Linked DNA regions of Homo sapiens: region 2 is linked to region 1. The links are chromatin loops, found by intact Hi-C in ENCODE. Cell type or tissue: IMR-90. All regions are shown on one strand.

Region 1 (2,500 bases):
AGCATGTCGCCAAGTCTATACAGGGAAACTGGTGTTTGTGTTTGCACTTTACACCGAAGACTGTGTGACTTGCAGCTGGTGATAGCATGTGCAATTGGGTGTGTAAGGAGAACATACTGCAGGGTTGGGGGTGAGTGCCCTCTGTGTGCGCATATGTTTCAGGAAATCTGCACATAGGTAGGCTGGAAGCGTGGGTCCGCCTAAGGCAAGCCAGATCTCTGTGTAGGAAAGATTCACTGTATATGAATGTCTAAGGAAGACTAATCTGTTTGTACCATATGCATCCGTGTGTCTGAGAAAGACAGACCATGGCTCTGTGTGAAGCTGGGTGTGTGTTTGTGGGCGGCTGTGGCTTTGTGTGTTTTTGTCCACCATATGTGTTGACTTGTCACTCTTTAGCCCCAGTGGCGGGGAGTGAGCCCAGCCCCCAGGACTGGATGCTGCGCGTGCATCTGTGTGTTTGTGCATGGGTGAGGGCCACACAGCTGCTGCCACGTGGCTGCTCTCCATGGCCCTGTGGAAACCTGAAAGAGGTATTGCTTAGCTCCTGAGCATCAAAGCTCCAGTCCCCGAAAGACCCCAGGCCTGGTGACTACCTCCCTGGTGACTTTGCTGGGCAGTTGTGGTTTCCTGCCTGACACAGCCCAGTGTCTAGGGTGGCCAGCCTCTTCTCCCCTCTGCCTCCTGCAGATACATGGCAGGACGGCGAGGGATGGGGTGCAGCAGGCAGCTGGGGGAGTTGAGAACTTGCTCACTCACTCCTCTTTTGTCTTTACCCGCTGCCCCTCATACCCCCGTCCCAACGTGTGTATGTACAACACACGTACACACACGTGCACACACATGCACACGCCGCACACACAGCACAGAAAAGGTGGGCTGGGTCTCTTTCTCCCAATACCACGGACAGATGGGTTCTATGACCCCCCCCCCACATCCCCCTCACCTCCTGCCGAAGGCAGGGACCAGGCACCCCAGGGCTGAGGAGGGCCTTGCCCCGTCCTCTGTGCCTGGGCAGGCTGAAGGGAGCAGGCTCCTCCTCTCCCCCTGAGAAACGGGGAAACCGAGAGCACGCGGCCCCCTCCCCACCGGAGTGACCGAGCCCTTCCTCGGGCACACATGACTCGAAACCCAAGTCCTCTCTTCATTAATGGGAAAAATGTGGCGAGATTGAGCGATGGCCAAGGCTGAGCGATGGCCAAGGGCCGATCCCCTCCCTCCCTCCCTCTCTCGCTCCCCAGAAATTAAACAGAAATGAAGAGCCTCCCTGCCTCCCTCGCTCCCTCCCTCCTTCCCGCCGCCGCCTCTCCGCCGTCCCCTCCCTCCGCTCCCTCCTCCCGGAGCCAGCGCAGGGCTTGTTTTAAACTGTGGAGGAATCTGGCTGGAGGGGGAGGGGGCTGAATATTTGGGTTTAAACAGTTCCAGATGGGTTTGGCACAGGCTGAGCAGAAGGAAGTGAGGGAGAGGGAGGAGGGAGGCGGCGCGAGGGAGCGGCTGGAGCCCCGGCCTGCTCCGGCGGGCGGACCGGCGGGCGGACCGGCGGGAGGACTGGCTGCGGGGGCAGGGCGCGCTTGCTCTGCCGGCTCCCGGGACTGACACTCGCGCTGCCGGCTGGGGACGAGGCCGCCTGGCAACCTCCCTCTGTCCCTGTCTCCTCGGGCCTCCGCGTCTCTCGGTCTCCCTGTCTTTGTAGTCAGCCGCCGGCCATCCCGGCTGTCGGATCCCCGCCAGCCGGCTCCGCACATCCCTCCGGCTCCGTGCCGCCCACCGCCCGCCAGCTCCAGTCGCTGCCCCGCCCGCCTCCCTCCCCGCCTGTCTCTGTGGGCCCCGGCTTCTGAGCATCTCGGCTTCCCTCGAGTACCCCCCAGGCCGAATGTCTGTGTCTGTCTGTCTGTCTGTCTGTCTGCCAGAGGCCAGGATCGCTCCCCTTACAGCCGGGCCCTCAGGGGACCAGGGGCTGCGGCAGCGGGAGGAGCCTCCCTCCCTGCAGTGAATGGCTGCTGCCTGCAGCCCCTTTGCCTGACATGGCGGGGGGCTGGGGTCACAGCTGCCTTGTCCACCCACGGGGTCCTCCGCCGTCCTCGGCTCAGACCCAGCCTCCGGGAAACCACTGAAGGCTGCAAGCCTGTGGCCGCGGGGTTTGGGCTTTTCCCCACTTGGGCACCCAGAGGGGATGATGTAGAGGCCTCCAGAGGTCCTGGGGCAACCCTGCCCCATTCCAGCTTCAGAGCTGGCTGCACTGTCTTCCAGGCCACGGGAAAGGAGTTGGCACCTCTTTCCTTCCTTTCCTGACCCAGGTCTAATCTGGGGGTCACACTGTCTTTCAGAGAGTAGGGACATCCAGCCAGAGCGCAGAACCAGGTTCCTAAGGGAGCAAGTGTATGTCAGAAACATTAACGGGCCCCTCCTATGACCAAACAAGGTGAAACAGACAAGAAACCAGCTCAGAACACAGGCCGGGTACTGTGACAAAGCCCCTGGCCCTAGATGCACAAAGGAG
Region 2 (2,500 bases), 120 kb after region 1:
TTAACAGGCTGAGAAGGCAGATGCCTCAATGTCAAAGGTGGTGTTTTGAGAGTACGGAGGATTAGCTGGTGCCACATCTGGGGCCTCTTAGGTGGCTGCCCAGCAGAATATGACCTAGTCCTTCCCACAACCCAGCCTCAACCCTCGGGAAAGAGAACCAAGGTTCCTGCTGTTGTGTCCCTTCTGATGCATCCCGGCCATGGGAGAAGAGAAACCTCTGAAAAGGCTTTCCAGGGTGCAAGACCCCCGCAGTGTTCAGAGGGGCAGGAAAGGAACTCCCTCTCCTGACTTGAGTCTGGGTCAAATGTCCATGTGGCCTACTTCCTAGAACGGGAGGGATGGATGGGGCGGGTTTGCGGAGACCAGGAGAAGGTTGCTGGCAGCCAGCCCAGGCTCCATTTCCCTGCCCTGGGAGGGTGTGGTGGCCCAGGACCCCACAGCCTGTGGGGCCCAAACCCAGTGACAAAGACATGCTTTGAGTCCCTCTGACTTCCAGATTGCTATGGGGAATGGGGAGGAGGGGAGGGAGGAAGGAAAGGGCATCCATCCCAGACTGAGTATCCTGAAGCCGGCCATGACTTCGGTTTTGCCACTGCCTGTCCCCCTGCCTTTGTGGCCGGTTGTGTGGTGGTGCTATTTTCAGCATGAGCAGTAGTAGCGCGCAAGTGTCGTTCTGCGCAGTCAGCCAACTTCCTGATGTGAAACCCTAGCCGGAGGTCTCCCGGGCCCCTCCCCGGGCGCGCGGGCAGGCAGGCCCTCAGACTAGTTCCTGGAAACTTTATAGCCCCTCTCTCTGCACTACTCAGTTCCTCTCTCAGGGATTGCTCAAATAGTAAAATAAAACATTATAGTAACAGTGAGCATTTATTGATCGCCTACTATAGGCCAGGCACTGGGCGAGGCGTTTCATTGATATTATCTCATTAGTTACCACCTTGCCTTGCTTGTTCTGTATCCTGCTTGAGAAAGAGGTATAGTGTGTGGAGAGCAGGCATGTCATTTCTAGCTCATTAAATTTGTTGCTGATGGATTGGTCTTCAAAAAGCCATCATTTTTATGGAAAAAGTAGATTTCACTTACATCGTTCTGCTTTGCAGGAAAACCTCCAGAAAGTTCAGTTTGAGCCAGGCCCATAGCCGCCTGTGTCCACATCAGGCATGACCTCAACAGTCATGTCACCCATAATTCACAAGCATCTTTCTGGTCCCAGCTGTTCTTCTCATCAAGGAGGCTGTATTTTAGATGTCTGTTTCTCCAGTCTTTCTCTCTCTTGCTCAACAACTGAGGCCTTTCTTGCCAGAATTGGAGGAGCTGAGGTTCTGGGTCCAGCTATGGACTGGTGGGACATGGGGTCGGGGGAGGGCTTAGCAAACCTTCTCTCCCAGCCACTGGGGCCCTGGGCCACTGCCCCTGCAGGAGCTGCCAGGAGAGTGGAAGGATCTTGGAGGAGGGCTGTTGGTGTAGGTGGGAATGGAGAACATTCCTCCAGCTGGTGGCAGGAGCTGGCTAGCCAGAGGCCTTTTTCACGGCCCAATGCAGTGCAGCTCTTGTGTGTATGAGCTTTGTGAGATTTAGATCACTCTGTATTAGCCACAGGGTATTGGAGGTCACATCAAAGGTTAGAAAGCTGTGGAAAGAGTTCTTTCCCCGTGACTCACACTCCCCAAAAACGTAAATCTCTGAGAGGAGCCAGCTTGCTTTATAGAGCTGGCAGGAGAAAGGGGACAGCAAGAACTACTGGAGAGTTTTTCTAAAGAAACCTCTGGAAGGTCGGACAAAGGAATTTTTATTGAGGAGAGGAGCCAGAGGGGAAAGATGCTCTGGGACCAGATAGATGGATGGGGTTGGGCATTGGGGTGGGGGCAGCAACAGCGCTTCAGTTGCTCCTGGCCTGGAAGGACTAGACCGCCGCATCACACAACTCCAAGAGGTATCCTGGCTTGTGCAGTGCACGACCTGTGCAGCCACACGTGGCAGCCTTGTCTTTCCTTGGTCCCTCCTGGATGGATTTGGTGGAGCCTCCTTCATGGGTTCCTATAGAATCCTCCAGAGGGTCATAGCTTAAAATTATCCACGTGCTTGTCTGCACCCATTTCTGGCCACTTCATAGTTACATCTTTGAGGACAGAGGCCATGTCTTCTAAGATTTTGCTTTCTAGCCTGGCGCATAGTATATGCTTAAGAAACATTTGTGGAATGAATAAATAAACATTGTTAAGAGAATTCTAACATTTAGAAACGGGTACGGCTAAGACCAAGCATTGGGAACGAGAAAGAGCTTTGATTTCTTTAAAGAAAAAGTATGATCCAAAAACATCAACTCCTTAAAGATCCAACCACTACCTTTAGGAAGCTCCCCAATAAAATTCTGTTCATTTAGTCCCTCCATTTCTCAAGCATTTACCAGCCCCTCTGTCAGGCACCAGCTGGGGTTCCTTTAAGATGCCCACAGCCCTGATGGGGCAACAGACATGCGCTTCTGCTACCTGCTGCCAGAATG

The links. Peaks named below come from ENCODE experiments on the same cell type or tissue, not always from the same donor. Only the 100,000 strongest peaks of a DNase experiment are listed, where the experiment ranks them.
Region 2: it touches region 1 in a loop (4-fold over the local background); 2 of 110 quality-filtered maps call a loop at or near these places.

The regions. Positions count from the first base shown.
Region 1 is chr3:184,567,670-184,570,169 of GRCh38, forward strand. The region is part of intron 1 of EPHB3 (EPH receptor B3); the gene reads left to right. Among named protein-coding and RNA genes, the nearest start is that of EPHB3, 7.1 kb to the left of the region's middle. RefSeq lists enhancers at 183-697, 698-1,210, 1,553-2,499, 2,500. In IMR-90, no CTCF peak of the experiment used is centred here; a DNase peak (open chromatin) is centred at 1,402; H3K4me3 peaks cover 1,028 bases; H3K27ac peaks cover 2,325 bases.
Region 2 is chr3:184,687,158-184,689,657 of GRCh38, forward strand. No RefSeq gene overlaps it. Among named protein-coding and RNA genes, the nearest start is that of MAGEF1, 24 kb to the right of the region's middle. In IMR-90, a CTCF peak has its summit at 1,497 (motif pointing right); a DNase peak (open chromatin) is centred at 1,624; H3K27ac peaks cover 2,194 bases.